Regions from separate parts of the Homo sapiens genome. Here region 2 is linked to region 1. Evidence: read pairs that join two places in POLR2A ChIA-PET (ENCODE). Cell type or tissue: PC-9. All regions are shown on one strand. Each heading gives the region's core, and the rest is flanking DNA. Links, peaks and the distances in the headings are about the cores only. Region 1 has its middle 64 kb from the start of ADRB2. Region 2 overlaps SH3TC2 (SH3 domain and tetratricopeptide repeats 2).

What was found. Peaks named below come from ENCODE experiments on the same cell type or tissue, not always from the same donor. Only the 100,000 strongest peaks of a DNase experiment are listed, where the experiment ranks them.
Region 2: POLR2A ChIA-PET joins it to region 1 with 5 read pairs; 3 of 35 experiments call an interaction of 5 or more read pairs at or near these places.

Annotation. Positions count from the first base shown.
Region 1 is chr5:148,760,206-148,765,585 of GRCh38, forward strand. No RefSeq gene overlaps it. Among named protein-coding and RNA genes, the nearest start is that of ADRB2, 64 kb to the right of the region's middle. RefSeq lists an enhancer at 770-849. In PC-9, for the core only: no CTCF peak of the experiment used is centred there; no DNase peak of the experiment used is centred there.
Region 2 is chr5:149,027,289-149,032,668 of GRCh38, forward strand. It overlaps SH3TC2 (SH3 domain and tetratricopeptide repeats 2), which reads right to left. Exons shown (of 17, transcript NM_024577.4): 9 at 4,266-4,399; 10 at 1,389-1,430; 11 at 1-1,266. Among named protein-coding and RNA genes, the nearest start is that of MIR584, 32 kb to the right of the region's middle. RefSeq lists an enhancer at 3,833-4,002 and a cis regulatory region at 3,918. In PC-9, for the core only: no CTCF peak of the experiment used is centred there; DNase peaks (open chromatin) are centred at 3,343 and 3,903; H3K27ac peaks cover 2,036 bases.

The sequences.
Region 1 (5,380 bases), core at 300-5,299:
GACAGTTCCTGAAGGTACAGGTAAGCAAAAATAAGATAACACATTTTATTGAGTGGGTACGTGTGTGTATTTTCAAAAATGTCATAACCATTATAAAAAGAAAACTGTCTTAAGCCACAAAATATTTAATGGAGTAAATATGTGAATTATACTTTTTGTTTATCTCTGGTCTTAACTGCCATCTCTGCTAAGAAAAAAAAACAAAAACAAAACATGATTTTCTTTGTATTACATGATTTGATAAGAGTCTCAACTGAATTTTCATCTTAGAGTCAAAGCTTTTCTTTGGCATACTTATATCTGGTGCCTTAAGGATCTAAAAGTATGAGGCTAAACAAACTCCCTGCCTCCCTCCCTCCCTCCCTCCTTTCCTTCCTTCCCTCCCTCCCTTCCTCCCTCCCTTCCTTCCTTCCTTCTTTCCTTCTCTCAACAAATATTTATTGAGCCATCACCATATTTCAGGCTATGTACTAGGTGTTGCTGATATAACAGCAAGCCTATTGGACATAATCCCTGTCCTAATAAATTCATAGTCAAATAAGCACTCCTGTTGAAAAACTCAGCTGTATACGCTGACCAATCAAAACCTCAATGTCTTTAATTTTCAGCTAATATAAGAAAAATACTGTTGAGAGAGAGAGAAAAACAATGTATCCTATTTTATCTCTCAACTCATAGTAATTCCTGTTTCTTTAATTCTTGGTCTTCAAAAAAAGAAAGAATTGTGGGTCAGCATTTATCATGCATCTATAAGAAGTGGGCAGCACCCTCATCAGCAGTGCTAAAAGATGTGCAGTGATTCCCTCTCAAATGGAGCCACTGTAAGAAAGTAATTATGTTATGTGAATCACCTGATTCTGGCTGACCTACAAGTCACAGTAGTCCTCCCAACTTCTTCAATGCTAGCACAAAGATCAGTGGGTAAGCCTGGCCCTAACCACACATAGTGTTCTTGACCACAGTGTTGGTTTCACAGGAGTGCATGTAACCTCTTCTGGGCCAATCAGAGCTCTTCTTTGAGATTTTCTGCTTGGGAGCAGAATGAGAGTTTTTACTTCACCCTCTAGGTTCAAGGAACAGAAAAAATGCAAGCCTAAATTTGCCTGCTACCTCATTGTCCAAGAGATGAAAGATATCCACTACATTTGTAAAGAATGAAATCAACCCTCAGGGGGGAAAAAGAGACCTGAAAGAAGAGGAGAAAAGAAATGTCTCTAGGACATCATCTGAGCCCCTCAATATGGCTGTGCTTAAAGCCAAACCTAATAAATGCCATATTTTGCATAAGCTAGTTTGGGTTTAACCTCATGTCATTTGCAATTAACAAACGTTAGCAGCTTCTTTGGATTATTAATTGTTGCTTGTGAACGTTTATTAAAGGATATGTTTCCTAATGCTTACTTATTATTTAAAAGAAAACATGTGTGTCTATGTGTATGTATATATGTACAGGTATATGTATGTGCTTTCTTCTGAGCACATTAGAAGCAGGCAAAGAGGGATTCTAAGGGGAGCTTTAAGCCTTGAAAAGTATAGCTTCATCATAGATAAACAGGGCCTATCATGTCATTCAATGAAGCAGGTGAGTTAATCCACTTGAAGAATATTTATTGAGCAGTTATCTTTTCAATTTTTTGAGTCTACTAGAACAAACATGCCACATTTTTTTTACATAAAAGGCACATACCATATATAATATTTAGGATTTTTTTCTAGTCACTTAACAATATATTTTAGAGCTACAATAAAACTCTACTTCATTCTTCCTTTATGGCTTTTTACTTTACTACTAAATAAATGTTTTATATTTTAATAGTTGTCTATGAATGGAAAACTATTATTTTTAGTTTCTTGCTGCTACACAAAAGTAATTATGATAAATGGTCATGTAGGTATATCTTTGCTCTCCAAAAAGTTGGGCATTTAGAAGTTGAGCAGATTTTGCCCAATTCTTGCTCAAAGACCTTTTACCAAATTGTACTCACACCCACGGTGTATGAAAGTGAATCTCTGCACCCTTGGCTATGCTATATTGTCGTTTTTTAAATCTTCATCCATCTTATGGATGAAAAAAAGATATTTCAATGTTCTCATTTACATTTTTAAAATTATTCATGAACCTGATTATTTTTACAAATTTGGAAGCCATTTTATTTATTTTTCTGTGAATTGCCTGTTCATATTATTTATGTAATTTCATTGTTTTTCTTCCAAATTTGTCATAGCTCTTTAATATTGAAAACAAGTTCCCTCTGTTCATTTTTATGTGTTGCAATATGCTCTTGCTTTATTTGTTTATTTATTTATTTACTATGTGTATGGTATAATTTTCTACATAGCAGTTTTTGTTTTTATTTTTGAGACAGGGTCTCACTCTGGTCGCCCAGGCTGGAGTGCAGTGGTGTGACCTCCCAGGCTCAGATGAACCTCCCACCTCAGCCTCCTGGGTAGCTGTGACTACAGGTGCATGTCACCACATGCAGATAATTTTTTGCATTTTTAGTAGAGTTGGATTTTGCCATGTTGCCCAGGCTTGTCTCGAACTCTTGGGCTCAAGTGATTTGCCTGCCTCAGCCTCCCAAAGTGCTGGGATTACAGATATGAGCCATCCACCTGGCTAGTTCTTAATTTTTGTATCTGTAAATGTATCACTCTTTTTATAGCTGCAGTTTTGTGCCTTGTTTTGAAAGAATTTTCTCACTCCAAGCAAGACTTAAAATAAACACAGTATATCCACATTTTCTTTTAGTACTTTTATTAGTTCATTTGTATATTTAAAATTTTTATCATGATGGAATTTATGTGAATAAGAAAAGAATTGAATTTTATGTCTCCTCAAACTGTTCATGGTATAATTCTTCCTTTTCCATTGATTGTAAATACTATTTTATTGTATATTTAATTACTAATATATTTGGGTGTATTATTTAGTGGTTTACTATTTAATATGGTCCTGTCATTAATAAAGGCAGGTAGAAAACATCAAAGTAAAATGTACAAGCAAGTCAACATTGCTTCAAGTGCCATAAAAGTAGAAAGGCAAACAAATTTTCAAATATATGTTTTTTTCTTTACATATTTCTTCTTGGTTCTGATTACTCTCTTACTTATCCAACACTACAATGTTTCACATCTATTTTCTCATTTCATCTTAGGAAAGTGCTGCTATTTCTCTATCTTACAGATGAGGGAAACAGGTCTCAGAGAGGCCTTGTGGTTTGTTTCAGGAAACCTGATGGTAAGTAGCAGAGCTAGGAGTTAAAATGAGACTTTCTGATTTTAGGTTTCTTGTTGAATTCCAAGATTTCTTTTAGAAATCAGCCATCGCATAAATTACTCATGAATGACAGTCTCCCAATCTATTCCACTTTCTAGTATACCTGGCTTCTATTACAGTGAGTTTCCTTACAAGATCCTCAATTAGGCATCATTTTTCACCTGAGAAAAAATAAATCTTAAGTTGTGACAGTCAATATTCAATAAATAGCTGCTAAATGAATTAGTCCTTCAGTCCACCTCCCACTTTTTACGGAAAAACTGTATCTTCAGTGGGAACTTATCAATTAGAATTTGTCTTCAAAAGAAGAGTCTCTTGGGTTACTATATTGGTCCACAAACATTAATATTTAAATATTATCTCAAAAAATAGAGAATTTTGATTTTCAAAAGGATCTCCTACTCTCATTCTTATACCTTCAAACTTTTCAATGTGGTTGGAGATTTTTTTGTACTTTTTCTTACAGTTGAAATCCCCTGAGATTCAAAATTGATTATATGATCAAAAGTATTTCTTATTAGTTTTTCAACAGCCATATCTCACAGCAAAAGCCAAAGTAAGTCACCAAATCCTGTGAGACCTCCTGAGGCAACTCTCAGGTTTTGCCTTGGTGCATTGGCTGATATGTGAAGAAGCAGAGCTTATTTTCTTGACAAGTGGATTTGTACAATTTCAACATGAAGAATTATTCAATTCAACTTTTGACCTAGGTCTTTCCACACATTTCAGGGAGTTAGTTACAGAAAAAATTACACAAAAGAATGTTGAAAACTTTCTAGCAAGTAGAATAACAGCAATGTAAAATATAGTCATATTTACCAGAAGAAGTCAAGAAGACACCCAAGACCTTCAGGAGTTAGTGTGCAATAAGCGTTCTTTTAATCACTCATTCATTCATTTATTCATTCATTTGACATTTCAGATAAACCATGAACAAAAATGAATATGATATCTGCCTATATGCAGCCTACATTCTGATGGAGATTTAGGATTACCATGTTACAATTAATTTTCTGTTTGTTCCATTAATTTTTTGTCCTTCTGTTTTTCCTTTCCTGCTTTTGAGTTAGTTTAATATTTTTTAGAGTTTCATTTTAATTTTTCTATTACCTTTTCAGCTGTCCCTTTTGTGTTATTATTGTTGCTCTCCTTGTTGTTGTTATTCAAGTGGTAGCTATAGGGAATTTCAACATACATTTTTAATGTTTCAATCTCCTTAAAGTTATTGGTGTGCCACTTAATGTTAAATGAACAAAACTTGCAATCATATAAGTTCATTTACCTCCCAACACTGGTCTTTATGCTATAGTTGTTATTTTTTATGTATAGAAATGTTATAAGCCCCACAATTCAATCTTACAACATTTGCTTTACATAGCCATATGTCTTTTAAGAAAATTAAGAAAAAAATTGTTTTAAAAAATATTTACCTACACATTTATCATTTCTGATATTCTTCATTTCTTACAGAAGAAACATGTTTCAATCTGGTGTGATTTATCTTCAGCCTGGAGAACTTTTGAATTTCTTATGGTATTGTCTGCTGGTGATGAATTCTCTAGTTTTATTTTATCCGAAAATATCTCTGTTTCATCTTAATTCTTAAAGGATGATTTTACGGGATACAGAATTTTAAATTTAAAAGTTTAATTTTTCTTTTTTTCTTTCTTTCCCCTTTTTTTCTCTTTCTTCCTTTCTTTCTCTCTCCCTTCCTTCCTTCCTTTCTCTCTCCCTTCCTTCCTTCCTTTCTCTCTCTTTTTCCTTTCTTTTTCTCTTTCTTTCTTCCTTTCTTTCTTTCTCTTTCTTTCTCTCTTTCTCCCTCTTTCTCTCTTTCTCTCTTTCTTTCTCTCCCCTTCCCTCCCCTTCCCCTCTTCCCTCTCCTTTCTCATTTTACTTTTAGCACTTTCAAGATATAGTTCCATTCTCTTCTGGCACCTATTAGTTCTAATGAGATGTCAGAGAAAATTTATAATGTTCTGCCATGAAATCTGCCATTTTTCTCAGGCTAAATGCAAGATTTTTGAATCTGTAAATTTATTTCTTCAAAGATTTTTTTCCCTTCCAAGCTATCAGTCCCTTTTTCCTGGGATTCCAGTTTGGCAC
Region 2 (5,380 bases), core at 302-5,301, 270 kb after region 1:
CCTTCTTGGCCTGGCTGGCTAAGAGATAGGCCCATGCCAGGCAGAGAGAAGACTCAAAGGATTCCTGCTCACCCAGCAGCTGCCCTAGCACCAAGGCCTGGCTCAGGTAGTGGATGGCACCGTCAGGAGACCTGTGCTCGAGGTACACTTTGGAAAGGATGAGACACAGGGCCCTCTGGGTGCTCCGGTCTGCTAGTTCCTCACAGGCAGCCAGGGCCTGTCTGAGCATTGGGCAGGCCAAGGCAGAAACTTCACCCCAGCCTGGGGAAGGAAAGCCAAGGAGCTTGGTTGTGTTCTGGAGGACAAGGTGGACCTGCCAAATAGGAAGAGACATCCCTTGGGCACTCTGGATACCATGTTGCTGGACAGAGGCCACTGCAAGGTGTGGAAGATATTTCTTGTCATACAGAAAACTCAAAACACTGGCCACAGCCTCAGAGGCAGGAGGGTGTCCAGAGAGGAGCTGCAGGCGCTCGGCAAAGGGCAGGACCTCCTCGTGCCGGCCTAGGCTCAGGAGCAAGCGGATGGCCAGAAAGCAGGCCCTGGCCTCCAGCGGGCTGCTGCCCACCACAATCCCCTGGCGCAGCACGTAGGCCACCACGTCGAGTTCATGCTTGGCACTAGACTCACGGTCAGGCAGGCAGGCCAGCAGGGCACCTGCCTTTTCCAACAGGGCGGAGCCTTTATGTCTCAGCCTCTGTTTCAGGTAGATGGCAGCCAAATTGATGTACAGAGTGGCCACCAAGGATAGGTCCTCAAATGCTCCATTGAGAATGTGGATGGCCTCCTCGAAGTACACCCTGGCCTGAGAGAGTTTGACCTTCCTGATGCTCAGCCGGCCCAGGAGGAAGCAGAGACGGGCATGGGCCCAGGTCATGTGGCTCTTCTTGGCCCACTTTCTTGATGCCTCCAGGTAGGCCACAAACTCATCCTCCTCAGAGAAGCTATAAAAGGAAGAAGTGAGGAAAGAGAAGGAGAAGTCATAGAGACTCTTAAAGTGGTCAGCATAACCCTCATGATCCAGAAAAGCCAATATGGGGGCGAAGTTCTCAGCCTCCTCCTCCTGACCAGTGCTTAGGTCCATGAGCAGTTCCGGGTCATCAAGGTCATCAGGCTCCGGCAGGCGATAGCTGTCTGAGGTGGCCGAGAGGAGCTCCTCCTCCAGGCTGGAGTCCTCAGAGCTGCTGGACTGTCTGGACCCCACGGCCTGATGCTCCTCCCAGGCTCTGCCAGGCCTGACCTCCTTGAAACCTTCAGGCTGGGATGCTGTAAGGACAGGCAAAGTTGAGCAACCTTGGGCACCTGCACCTAAGGTGGCCGCTCTTGGCAAGAGGACAGAAGTGCTGTCCTCAAGGATGAATGTCAGGTTCAGCATGATCGCTACTCACCACTCAGATCATTTGGAGGATTCTGGATGGATTCAAACCCACCTAAGTAGAGATGAAGAACAGGTCTGGTGTTAGGTCAGGATGGGCCACCATGCCCATGCCTCCAGGTGTACCCCAGATCAGTGGCCTCTTAGGAGCCTTGGCATTCAAGACCTTCAGTCATCATTAAGGAACAGGGCAGAATTATCCTTTCACCCATCATCTTAAGAGCTGTAGGGGCCTAATCATCTTGTTTAACCCATGCACTTTACAGTTGGGAACCAAGGTATACGTGAAACTCAGAGTCCGAGAAGAAAACCTGGAAACACAGGCTCTATGTCAAGAGGTATGGGTACTGTAGGGGGGTGGGGGGTGGGGACAGTGGGGGTCCTGATAGAATCTGAAGATCAGAGAGATGCAGCTCCCAAATCTCTCAGCGAGTTCACGATGGAGCCAGGACACAACTCCCAGCACAGAACACGTGGGAGCACATGGTGCTGCCTCCCACTTCTAAATGTATCACATCCTTCCTTCTTGCCTCCTCCATTCATTCATGATTCATCCACTTGGCAGACATTGGTTCCATGTGTCCACTGGGCTGGACACTGTGTTTGTAAAAGTGGCAGGGGCGAGGGGCCAGAAGTGAAGGGCGAATAAAAAGGAGCAAGGATGCATCTGAGACTGAAGTAGAGGATGGGAGAATCTGGAGTGCAGTTTTAGACCTTTGGGGTTTGAGGTAGCTGCAGGAGCTCTAGGCAGATAATGATGTAGGTCTGGAGCCAAGGAGAAAAACTGAGACTTTGCAAACACAGGTTTGTGACCCAAAGCAGGTCACAAATTGCTGGCCAGAGTCCCAGGACTAAATGTAATCACACAGGTGAGGCATCTGGGGGAAAAGAAAAGCAGCAGGGGAGTGAGGGAGTGAGGGAGTAGGGGGAGTTTGTTAATAAGCCTGGGCAACTCACTGGCAGCCAGTAGCCAGTGAGGGAGACTGAAAAGGCACAGTCAGAGAGAAAAGGGGGTTACAGAGGCCAAGGTGACTTAAAACATAACCACCTATTGCCACCAAGTGCAACCGGACTAGGTAAGAACCAAGAAGACACCTTGGGTTTGGCAGTGAAGAAGTGACCACTGTTGGCTAAAGCAACCACAGTGGAACTGTGGAGGTGAAGGCTAGCTTCACACTCCACAGGATGGTAGCTGCTAGAGGGAAGATTCTACCTCTTCTTAGCAGAGAAGTAACAACTGTCTGTGCCACCACCCTGAGTTCTCTAGTGAACTTTGAGGACCAGCAAGCCCCTCACCAAGTCAAACCTTTTCCTGCTGTTCTCCAGGATGGCATCTCCAGAGATTGTCATTGCAGAACCTCCAGATCTGTAACCCCCAGAGGGTAGAAAGCCCCGCAGCTAAAGATGAAGAGCTATAGAGCTTGGCTAAGGAGAGCTGTTCAAATGCCCTGGCCTCTCTGATGTGGAGGGGTACACGCCCCTCTTGGGCCACCTCTTCTCTTCTGGCCAAGAGTATGAGTGATGCGCAAGTTACAAAATGGTGTCCCCTCTCTAGGAGGAAGAATTACAAAGGGCCATCCTTCCCTATGGTATACGCCTTGGGGAAGCTGCAATTTACCAACAAGATGTTCTCCTGCTGCTTGTCTTGGTGCTGGGGCAGCCTGCACAACCATAAGGTGCGGACTGCACGCCGCAGAGCTGCACTCCTGATCTTTGAGTGAGAGTCAAGTGCTGTCTGGGGCCTCCTCTTACATCCTCCCCACCACTGGACCAACAGCTGGCAGAAATCATGATCCAAGTCTGTGCCCAGGCCTTCTCCCCAAGGAACACTGCTAGTACACCTCAATTTTCAGACATCAGGCTCCCGCCTACTGGGCAGTGTTTACAACTCTAGCTTCCTGCTCAACCTCATAAGGCAATATGATCTGCTTGTGGCTTGTGGCAAGAAAGCTCTGCTAGGGCAGGGTGCTTATGCCTGAGGCATGTGCTTTCACAAACACTCTTTATGCACGGACATAGCTCTCAACTCCCTGCTCTACTCCTGGGAGATGGCCTGAGGGCCCCTTCAGCAGAATCTCTAGCTGTATCCATAAAATATGGATCATCTAATCTGGCTACACAAGAGCGGACACAATGTCACCATCAATGAAGAGATGGGAGAAACAAAAATTCTTCCTCAAGTCACCATCAATGAGAAAATGTACTCCCTGACACACAACAGTAGGCCTTTCTCAAAGTAAGAGTATCATTCATTCAGTCAGTCAGTCCTTCAGACACTGCTCAAAACCAGTCAGTTTGTCAGAGGAATCTTTCACAATTGTTGAGATCTGATCCCATGACACAGAAAACATCCAAGACTAACACACCCAACAACTCAAAGTCATTTTGTGTCAGGGGCAGTGTGGTAAAGTGGATTGCTCTGACTAGCAGTTCTTATCCTAGCTCAGGCACTAATTCGTTTAGGCCTGTTTCCCAATCTGTAATGTGAGACAAGAAATCATCTCTTAAGGCCTTTTCACAGCGGTAACATTTACAGCCCCACCCATCTCACTGGGGGCTTACTTCAGTCCTAGAAGGTACCTCAGCCAGGACTCAGGAAGTTCTCCTCCCCCAAGATTAGGAGGGAAGACCCAGTACAGCCAGTCACCCACGGTATAGGTGAGTTGGTTTCATCATGTCTCATAGTTCCCCTGAAACCCCAGAATTACCTGAAATCTAAAGTGAAATGCTGCTAATCAAATATGATTCAGGTCGTCAACAGAATAGTGGTCATGGCCACCCAAATTCATGAATAGGATTAGAATTTAGGGGTATTCTATTCCTGGTTAGGGACACTATCTTATTCTTGAGGACCCCAGGCTTTTGAAGGTGTCTGAGGACCAACACTCACTGAGCCGGTAGACAGATGTGATGTCAGTGCGAGCAAGAGTGTGGAGGAAGCTGGAACACTCAGTCTGCTTATCACTTCCCAGGGCCAACAGGGAGCATCTCTCCTCATCACTGAGAAAGGCAGAGTTCCTGCTCCTGCATCGGGGCAAAAAACACAGAGACAGATTACTGCAAGGCTTCAGACTCCATCTCCTCTTCTCTCCACACTAGGATGTAGTGGAGGATGCAGAAAAGTCATCAAACCAACTTCCCGCAAATGAAATTAGATTCCTCATCTCACCATTGCATACTGTATTTATACTGCCAAAAAAGAAGAGCTACTAGCACATCATGCTGGGAGAACTGAGGGGTGTGGTTGTCCAGTAGGTCAAAGTGGGGATGAAAACACCCCTTCTCTTAAAACCCCATCTCCCAAGAAAAACAAAGCCCCTTCTCTCAACCTCTACCCATTCTTTGAGACACCATGGTACCCATTTTTAATGGAAGAAAGAGGAATCAATTGCCCTAAATGGAAGGGTTGAAAAGGGACCATTAAAAATTTTATTTGTCCTTAGGTTACTTCAAGAAAAAGCAAGGGACAAGTGACACAATCTAGAAGAACAATGAAGAAAATCTGACCATGGTCAGAGGAATCTTTCACCATTGTTAAGGTCTGATTCCATGGCATAGAACAACAGTTTAGTCAACATTAAGAGGATTGGAATCGCTAAGGGAAAGAAGTGGGTAAAAGGAAGATTAGGGGAGCTGAAAGAAATCATTATAAGCAATAAAGATCTTGATACTCATGCTGTTGTGTAAACTAACTGTTAAGCCTAATTTGCTTACTAGAGATTTGTTATAGAATTAAATAATAAAAAACTAGAAGTGCCTTAGAAGCTACTGGGTTGCATCTATCTAAACAATTTTTTAGGCCACTTTTAGTTCTAAATAGAGAATGTTTTAATGTCAGAACCCATTTTGAAAACAAAATTAACTTGGAAGCCCAGGAGTTAATAATAGCTAATACTTTGGGAGGAAGTGGTATGAAGAACCAGATACTGTTATTTTATTTAATCCACACATTTGCCATACAAGGCACGTACTACTCTTATCCTTTTTACAGACGAATAAACTGAG